Linked DNA regions of Homo sapiens: region 2 is linked to region 1. A link is a contact called in ENCODE Hi-C or POLR2A ChIA-PET data. All regions are on one chromosome and are shown on one strand. Each heading gives the region's core, a stretch centred on a gene start or an enhancer-like site at or near the end of the contact. The rest is flanking DNA. Distances are from core to core; before and after follow the strand shown. Region 1 overlaps CRTAM (cytotoxic and regulatory T cell molecule). Region 2 overlaps CLMP (CXADR like cell adhesion molecule).

Region 1 (4,855 bases), core at 309-2,808:
GACCGTCTCAAGAAAAGAAATAAATAAATGATAATTCTGAAATCTGGGTGAGGTGGCTCATGCCTGTAATCCCAGCACTTTGGGAGGCCAAAGAGGGAGAATTTCTTGAGCCTAGGAGTTTTGAGACCAGCCTGAGCAACATAGGGAGACCCCGTCTCAGCAAAAATTTAAAAATTAGCCAGATGTAGTGGTGCATGCCTGTAGTACTAGCAACTTGAGGGGCTGAGGTGGGAGGACTGATTGTGAACCTGGAAGATTGAGGCTGCAGTGAGCCGCGATCACACCACTGCACTCCAGCTTTGGTGAAAGAGTGAGACCCTGTCTCAAAAAACAAAACAAAACATAAAAACAAAGATAGCCTATTCAAAAATCAATTCCTGTTGCTCTACTCTCTTTCTCGAAGCATCACACTGTGGCTTTTTCAGAGGAAGGCACTTCTTTCCTCAGGACCACCCTAGTCCTGGTGCTGGCATGACCCTCACTTTACCCAGGTCCTTCCATGCAGAGCACAGGAATGAAAGGGGTCAGAACCCTTATGTGTAAATGTGTTTTAAAGCATCCTCAGCTAGTAATATTTTTTACCTAATTGGGTGAACAAAATGTTTGTAACATCTATATGTCAATATAGTAGCAGCTAGCCAAATGGAAGAAACAATGAACTAATGGAAGCTATCAACAGCTGATGCTGGCGTTTCTCTTTGAATACTATTTGGAGATCTGGCAATGAGTACAGCAAATAGATCACAAATAAAAATTAAGTCTTAGCCTATTATTCTTATTATTATGAGACAGAGTCTCGCTCTGTTGCCCAGGCTGGAGTGCAGTGGCGTGATCTCAGCTTACTGTAAACTCCGCCTCTCGGGTTCAAGCGATTCTTGTGCCTCAGCCTCCCAAGTAGCTGGGATTACAGGCGTCCACAATCATGCCCAGCTGATTTTTTTATTTTTAGTAGAGATGGGGTTTTGCCATGTTGGCCAGACTGGTCTCGAACTCCTGACCTCAGGTGATCTGCCCGCCTCGGCTTCCCAAAGTGCTGGGATTACAGGCGTGAGCCATTACGCCTGGCCTTAGCCTATTATTAAAAACATCTTTAGCTATAATTTTGAGTCATACAGAGCTATAGCCGTAAAGGTGGAGAACTGCCATTTCCCCCTTCATAGTAATTTTTGTAGATGGCTTGAACAATTGCTGAAAATTAAGAATGCATTTTTTTCGACATTGTTGGTTCTCCTATTGAAGAACCTGAATGTCTTTAGGAAGCTTTTAGATACAGGCTCATCCCCCACATGCCCTATGCTTCAGTTCTACTGCTGGAGGTGGAGGCGTGGGGTGGGGATGACTCACAGAGGGGTGGGGGTGGTTGTGTAAGGTTACTGTACAGCTCGGTCTGTAGGTCCATGAGTCTTACAGTGCAGCTTCTGCAATGACTACTTTTGGTTTGGTGAGAAAGTGACCCATGGAAAGTTTGTGGTAGTCAGAGGGGGCCTGTTAACCGCAGCCACAGCCCCCACAGGGCATCACGGCAGCTTTCCCACAGTGAGGTTCTCCTAAGCAAGCTTGCCTTTCAGCATCAGCGATTTCGTCTGATAAAAGAGCTTTTTCAATAAATGCATTGTCATCCAACAGTTTCCTCTTTCACTGATGTGAGTAATTCCTTATACTTTAGGATTTGATTACACAGAGAAGTACCTTGTAAAACAGTGAAACTCAGAGTCCTACTAATTGCAGACTTCTTACAGGACTCATGCATCTTAAAGGATACCTCTTGGCTCAAAGAGTTGTGTACAGTTTTAAAATTATTTCTTGGACTTTTGGGGAAAGAATCATAGAATAGAGGTTCTGAGAATGGAGGCAACTCCTCTTCACATTTAATATTGGATGTTTAAAATGGTGTTCAACTCAGAATATTAACATGGTTAAACTAAAATCTTCAAAGCAATTATAACAATAAAATAAATCTAAACAGGAATTATGTCTTCATGTATCTGTGTGTTTCATATTCACATAAAATGATATTGACAATTTAGGTTTATTTCAGCTAACATTATCTCCTTCTGGGTCAAGTACAAAGATGCAGTATGATTCATATGATTACTCCAAAAACACAACAGCAATAAAACGATTTAAAGTCATTATCAAAAAGCAAGCATGACACTATTTGCATATGGCGCTGTGCTAGGCTTTCTGCTCAACTGGGGTTCTTTTGAACATTGGAATAGTTGGAATTCCGTCACTCACCTGGAGAAATTTCAATCAGTACAGGAATTTGCTATTAGGAAAGCTTTGTTGGCAGTAATCTTAATCTGAAGGACTCTGCCCACTGCATTTAATTTTGTTTGATAGTGTAATATTAAAGTAAATCAAAAATTATTCAAGAGAATCATTAGTTCTTCTTACCCAAATCTTCAAACCGGAAGGGTGCTACTAGTTTTCTCCCTTGCAGGCCTCTGTGTCGGATAATGCAGTCCACCGTTGAATTTTTGCCATAAGTGTGGATTATGAGAGTGCTGGTAGTATTACATTTCTTCCCATCAGTTTCAAATTCATGGAGCGTTCCACCTATGTAGCAATTTGAAGAGGTTATGGCTATTTAATGCTACTGGATGAGGTTGGTTCTATTAGAGGCCAATGGCCTTGACTTCATGGCAAACATTAGATTTCTAACCTCATTCTAACCTCAGCCAGTTCCCTTGTATAGGCTTGGTTCTGGTCACAAAGGCAAACAGATGAATGAGAGTAGATGATGGTTTTCTACAAACTTTTCACTACTGGAAAAAAAAATTCAAAGCTTAAGAAGGACAGCTTGATGTTGTTATGAAACACAAAGATCCAAGACCTTATTCTGGTTATATGAATAAGGCGAATTAAAGGGAAGTCTTATAATGAAGTAGAATTGGCACTGCCCTGGGAATCAGATCTGGGTTTAGGTCTTTTCTCTCTAGAACTCCATTTGGCCCTCAGTGTTCTCAACTGTAAAGGGTCCTTTGCAACTCTAAGAATGTTGATTACAGGCCGGGCGCAGTGGCTCACGCCTGTAATCCCAGCACTCTGGGAGGCCGAGGCAGTTGGAACACCTGAGGTCAGGGGTTCGAGACCAGCCTGGCCAACATGGTGAAACCCTGTCTCTACTAAAAATACAAAAATTAGCTGGGTGTTGTGGCATGCACCTGTAATCCCAGCTACTCCAGAAGCTGAGGTAGAAGAATCGTTTCAACCCAGGAGGCAGAGGTTGCAGTGAGTCAAGATCGTGCCACTGCACTGGGAGACAGAGTGAGACTCCATCTCAAAAAAAAAAGATGGTTGATTACATAGATATCAAAGGTAATGTCTGTTGAAATGTAAGCAAACTATAAACAGTACCCAGACACCATAATTAATTAGTTATTCTGTTTCAAAGGCTCAACCTTTAGGTGCTTTGTTACAAGAATATTTTTAATCTGTTCTTGTGGGTATGACACAATATAGTACTATACAATATAGGGAAGATCATATCTGTTCCAATTATATGTATTATGTTAAATATATTTTCGATTTTATATCTGGGAAAAAGTTTATGCTCACAGATATTATACTTCTTCTTTTTTTTTTTTTTGATAGAATTTTGCTCCTGTTGCCCAGGCTGGAGTGCAATGGTGTGATTTTTGGCTCACACCACAACCTCCACCTCCTGGGTTCAAGCAATTCTCCTGCCTCAGCCTCCTGAGTACAGGCATGCACCACCAAACCCAGCTAATTTTATTTTTAGTAGGGACGAGGTTTCTCCATGTTGGTCAGGCTGGTCTCGAACTCCTGACCTCAGGTGATCCACCCACCTTGGCCTCCCAAAGTGCTGGGAGTACAGGCATGAGCCATTGTGCCTCGCCTGAGATATTATACTTCTGTATTATACTTATTTTAGACAATTTTGTGAAATTTTAAGAAGTCATTATAGTTCACTTTAGATTTTTACCTGTTTTAAACAAAAACATTTTCAATATCTATGATTAGCCTTTCAAGATTAAGGCATAAAATTGATTGGTTGTAAGAATAACTTGTCTGGAAAAGAGCTGATGAAATATTAAATGATGTCTTCTGGCATTGTCTGCCACTAGAGGGTGCCAAAACATTTAAAAATCCCCTGGAAATTTGAGTAGGAAGGAAGACAAAGAGAACCATTTCTCCCCTTACCGGACACTTCCATGCTATTCCCAAGTAGCCAGGTTATCTGCGGAGGGGGCTTGCTTCTCATGGTGGAGCACATGAGTACAACATGTTCTTCTCCATTTTGCTTTCTGATAACTGAAGCTTCCAGGATTGGCTTGAAAGGAGTTGCTAGAACAAAATGGATTTTTCTGTGTTAATTAGATATGAGTCTGCATATCTCAACAAAGCACAGAGGCTAATAATCTGTAGGTGATTGTTATAGGGTATACTCTAATTAATGGGCTTTCTTTTTTTTTTTAGACTTAGTCTCCGTCGCCCAGGCTGGAGTGCAGTGGCACGATTTCGCCTCACTGAAACCGCCACCTCCCAGGTTCACGCAATTCTCCTGCCTCAGCCTCCTGAGTAGCTGGGATTACAGGCACCCGCCATCACACCCAGCTAATTTTTGTATTTTTAGTGCAGATGAGATTTCTCTGTGGCCAAGCTGGTCTCGAACTCCAGACCTCAATTGATCCGCCCGCCTCCACCTCCCAAAGTGCTGGGATTACAAGTGTGAGCCACTGCGCCCGGCCCATATTTTTTAACTTAATCTCTTCCAGAATACAGTCATGTTAAAGGGCTTTCATGTGCTTGCAAAGCTACTTTGGCTGAAGCCAGAATGTGTATTACTCAGTGTGTTGTTAGTCTCTGAAAATTCCCGAACAAGCAATGT
Region 2 (4,624 bases), core at 1,374-3,873, 230 kb before region 1:
TGTGTAGCTGGAATGCTCCCTCCAGGCCTTTTCTCCTTGCCTCTCAAAGCCTAGCTCAAATGCCACCAACTTGTCTGGGACACTCTCCTTGATACTATTTCAAATAAATCATTTCTTTTTCTCTGTTTAATAGTCTTTCCTTGTTAATCTCACTTGATTATAAATCACTTGAACCAAAGAAGAGATTTGCCAGGCGCAGTGGCTCACACCTGTAATCCCAGCACTTTGGGAAGCCGAGGAGGGTGGATCACCTGAGGTCAGGACTTTGAGACCAGCCTGGCCAGAATGGTGAAACCCCATCTCTACTAAAATAAAAAATTAGGGCCAGGCGCAGTGGCTCACACCTGTAATCCCAGCACTTTGGGAGGCTGAGGCAGGCAGATCATCTGAGGTCAGGAGTTCAAGACCAGCCTGGCCAACATGGAGAAACCCCAGCTCTACTAAAAATACAAAAATGAGCGAGTCATGGTGGCATGCATCTGTAATCCCAGCTACTCAGGAGACTGAGGCAGAAGAATTGCTTGAACCCAGGAGACAGAGGTTGCAGTGAGCCAGGATCGCACCATTGTACTCCAGACCGGGCGACAAGAGTGAGACTCTATCTCAAAAAAAAAACAAAAAAAAAAAAACATAAAAAATTAGTTCGGCTTAGTGAAATAGGGCAAAGGAAGCAATCAGATATGCATTTATCTCATGTGTGCAGAGGGGTAACTGTGAGTTCTGTCTGTCCTTTGTCCACAAGCAGTCACCTTGTGGGCAAATTGTGCAGGAGTACTGTAAGCTTTTTTTTTTTTTTTTTTTTTATCTTTGTAGCTATCTTATTTCTTATTCAGGAATAGAATGGAAGGCAGGCCAGGCGTGGTGGCTCATGTCTGTAATCCCAGCACTTTGGGAGGCCAAGGAGGGTGGATCACCTGAGGCCAAGAGTTCAAGACCAGCCTGGCCAACATGGCGAAACCCTGTCTCTACCAATAATACAAAAGTTAGCCGGGCATGGTGGTGTACACCTGTAATCCCAGCTACTCAGGAGGCTGAGGCAGGAGAACTGCTTGAACCCAGGAAGCGGAGGTTACAGTGAGCCAAGATTGTGCCACTGCACTTCAGCCTGGGTGACGGAGCGAGACTGTCTCAAAAATAAATAAATAAATAAATAAAACCAAGGAAACAGTCCTGTCTCATAGAAGTCTCTCAAATACTTAAAAAAAAAAAAAAAAAAGAATGGGAGGCAGGTTTGCCGACATCGTTCCAAGCTCGACCTTCCCTTTGGCTTCCCGAGGGGTCCCGAGGTTTCTTTTCCTTTCATAAGTCTATGCTTAATACATGCATAGCTGTACACTTGCATGGTTTCCTCCTTTCCTTGACTTAGCTGTGTGAACTTCAGTATGTAAGTCAAACTTCAAATTCCTTACCTGTAAGATGGAGTGGTTCTGAGCATTTAATATAATACTTTATAACTAAAATGCTACACAAACATGAAGTGTTATTATTTTTGGAAGGAGAGGCAAGGCCTAGGTGCAAATGTACTGTATTTTTAACTTTTATTTAGAACAGAGGTCTCTTGGACTCTCAGCCCCAGGCTTGACTACTTTGTGCCACTGGGAGTACTCCCTTTCCTCTTCTTCACACCATCAGGAAAGGCAGGCTGAGAGTTACGCTGCTTGACTCTGCCTCGGTCTATCCCACAGGTGATCACTTACTCCAGTCGTCATGTCTACAATAACTTGACTGAGGAACAGAAGGGCCGAGTGGCCTTTGCTTCCAATTTCCTGGCAGGAGATGCCTCCTTGCAGATTGAACCTCTGAAGCCCAGTGATGAGGGCCGGTACACCTGTAAGGTTAAGAATTCAGGGCGCTACGTGTGGAGCCATGTCATCTTAAAAGTCTTAGGTAAGATAGGATGCCAAAGTGAATGTCTACAGCTTATTTCTAAGGTATCTAAGAGGGATAGCCATATGCATCACGGTGGTACAAAACATCATGTTCAGTACTTTGGATTACACATTCAGAGGTCACCTCGTCCAGTTCCCTGGAAAGAAATGTGTATCTTCTGTATTATAGCCATAATAAAAAATGAAAATATAAGAGCAATTTTCCATAGTTGTCCATTACAAAACATATTCTCTAATATTTAAGTGGGATCTTCATATTTAAGTCTCTCAGATATGATTCAAATTCATTTCTGTTTTTTGACAGCAAGAGCTACCAAGTTCTACTTAATTGCTTCCAAATTAATACACTTCTGTATCAGTAAAACCATGCTCAACTTTCCTAAAATGTCCAATAATAATGTGTCTTCTTTGAGAAGTAATGAGGCAGCCTCTGCCCCAAAAATTAAAACAGCACCACTGGAGTTGCGGGTATGTGTGCTTAGGGGATGGAGGTGGATGTTTTGGTGGGGGTAGTGTAAAGCAAGGCTAGTTGAATCCCCACTCAAAAGTTGACCAAAACAGATGGCTGGAGAAGCAACTCAATAGGACATAATTTTTCCATTGAATCTGGTGTTTGGGGATCTTTGAATCACTACACTTTTGCTTGTTGTTGCTGTTGCCAGTGAGACCATCCAAGCCCAAGTGTGAGTTGGAAGGAGAGCTGACAGAAGGAAGTGACCTGACTTTGCAGTGTGAGTCATCCTCTGGCACAGAGCCCATTGTGTATTACTGGCAGCGAATCCGAGAGAAAGAGGGAGAGGATGAACGTCTGCCTCCCAAATCTAGGATTGGTAAGTCATCTTCCTACCAATCTATTGAGCCAACAAAATAGTCCTCTATCCGTGAGCTCTAAATCAGCTTTCTCAGCAACTCACTATGTGACCTGAAATACCCTGCTGAACCTCCTGAACTGCCATTTTTAAAATCCATTAACTAGAACAGAAAATCTGTCTTTCCTTTCCTCAAATGACATGTAAAAGTAGTAAAAGAGATTGGAAGAAATGTACTACATAAATCCACTATATCTAAATATTATGTTTAGTATCCCTTAAATGTTCACAATCTTTTGTAACTTTTGAGGATGTGCTACAACTTAAAAAAAATGTTTACCTTTCTTCTCATGTTCCCAAAGGATATCTTTTCCATCATTTCATTCTTATCAAATAGCATTACGGAATCTCAGCTCAGTGATACAATAAAGTAAACAATAAATATAGATACCATCACTAAAGGGATTTACAGTCATTCTTTCTGCTTGTGCAGACTACAACCACCCTGGACGAGTTCTGCTGCAGAATCTTACCATGTCCTACTCTGGACTGTACCAGTGCACAGCAGGCAACGAAGCTGGGAAGGAAAGCTGTGTGGTGCGAGTAACTGTACAGTGTAAGCATCCAAAGAGGTTTTAGTTTCATTTTTCTGTTTGTTTTTGCATTGTAGATCAATGTTAAGACATTCTAATCATAAGTAAGAGTAAGGTTAAGGTCAAAATCTTTATCTCCAGAAGGATATGGCTATCACCAAAATAAATTCAGTAGTTGCAAAGACCACTCAACAATTGACTGGCCAGGCACAGTGGCTCACACCTGTAATCCCAGCACTTTGGGAGGGCCAGGTGGGCAGATCAGTTGAGGTCAGGAGTTTGAGACCAGCCTGGCTAACATGGTGAAACCCCGTTTCTACTAAAATACAAAAATTAGCTGGGTGTGGTGGGCGCCTGTAATCTCAGCTACTCAGGAAGCTGAGGCAGGAAAATCTCCTGAACCTGGGAGGCGGAGGTTGCAGTGAGCCAAGATCACGCCACTGCACTCCAGTCTGGGTGACAGACTGAGACTCCCTCTCAAAAAAAAAAACACACACAAAAAAAACCAGCCCAGCGTGGCGGCTCATGCCTGTAATCCCAGCACTTCGGGAGGCCGAGGCAGGCAGATCACGAGGTCAGGAGTTCAGCCTGACCAACATGGTGAAACCCCATCTCTACTAAAAGACAAAAAATGAGCCAGGTGTGCTGATGCGTGCCTGTAATCCCAGCTACTCAGGAGGCTGAGGCAGAAGAATTGCTTTAACCTGAGACACGGAGGTTGCAGTGAGCCGAGATGGTGCCATTGCACTCCAGCCTGGACAACAGGGCGAGACTCCAACCAAAAAAAACAAAAACACACCAGTTGACTCTGTATTTACAAACATGTGAATTAGCCAGCCCCCTAAAGAAATTCACTATATCCAGGGGAGTACTAAATAAACACCATTCCTAAAAACAAAAACAAACAAAACCGTGCAGCTAGTTAGTTATATGCCACTACCATTCTAGGCAAGTAGATGAGATTTCTCCCCTCCACAGAGTGTTTGTGAGTGTGTATGTGCATGTGCTCATGCACACACACGTGTGTACATGTGTTATAATCAAGAATTTGATTTGCTTCAAGTACAGATGAGAGACAGTAGTAGGCGACTAAGAGCATCAGCCGTGGAGTCAGATAACTGCCTGGATTTCAATCACAGCTACCACTAACTCTGTAGTACCTTAGGCATATTTCCCAATCTATAAAGGAGAATAATAGTTAACTGTCTCATAGAGTTTTTCTTTTTTTCCTTTTTTTTTTTTTTTCTGGACAGGGTCTTGCTCTGTCACCCAGGCTGGAGTGCAGTGGTGTGATCTTGGCTTACTGCAGCCTCTGCCTCCCGGGTTCAAGCGA

Evidence for each region. A loop is a pair of places that touch in the nucleus more often than their neighbours do. ChIA-PET counts read pairs that join two places held with the same protein, here RNA polymerase II (POLR2A). Pooled maps may share reads with other maps.
Region 2: a loop to region 1 is called in a pooled map, with 2.6 times the contacts of the local background. The contact joins two enhancer-like sites. A Hi-C loop is called at or near these places in 4 of 50 pooled maps. POLR2A ChIA-PET finds 5 or more read pairs at or near these places in 5 of 52 experiments (CD4-positive, alpha-beta T cell, PC-9, activated CD4-positive, alpha-beta T cell and 2 more).

Annotation. Positions count from the first base shown.
Region 1 is chr11:122,853,399-122,858,253 of GRCh38, reverse strand. It overlaps CRTAM (cytotoxic and regulatory T cell molecule), which reads right to left. Exons shown (of 10, transcript NM_019604.4): 4 at 4,168-4,311; 5 at 2,398-2,559. Among named protein-coding and RNA genes, the nearest start is that of CRTAM, 17 kb to the right of the region's middle. RefSeq lists an enhancer at 1,529-1,738. Within about 2 kb of position 1,558, at least 9 of the 41 ENCODE cell types and tissues checked have a DNase peak (open chromatin) inside an H3K27ac peak, as active enhancers do; they include PC-9, where a contact is called at or near this core.
Region 2 is chr11:123,081,775-123,086,398 of GRCh38, reverse strand. It overlaps CLMP (CXADR like cell adhesion molecule), which reads left to right. Exons shown (of 7, transcript NM_024769.5): 3 at 1,686-1,887; 4 at 2,552-2,719; 5 at 3,192-3,314. LOC124902775 (a long non-coding RNA gene) reads right to left here. Exons shown (of 2, transcript XR_007062927.1): 2 at 1,522-3,385. Among named protein-coding and RNA genes, the nearest start is that of HSPA8, 22 kb to the right of the region's middle. RefSeq lists an enhancer at 2,484-2,778. Within about 2 kb of position 2,623, at least 20 of the 41 ENCODE cell types and tissues checked have a DNase peak (open chromatin) inside an H3K27ac peak, as active enhancers do; they include PC-9, where a contact is called at or near this core.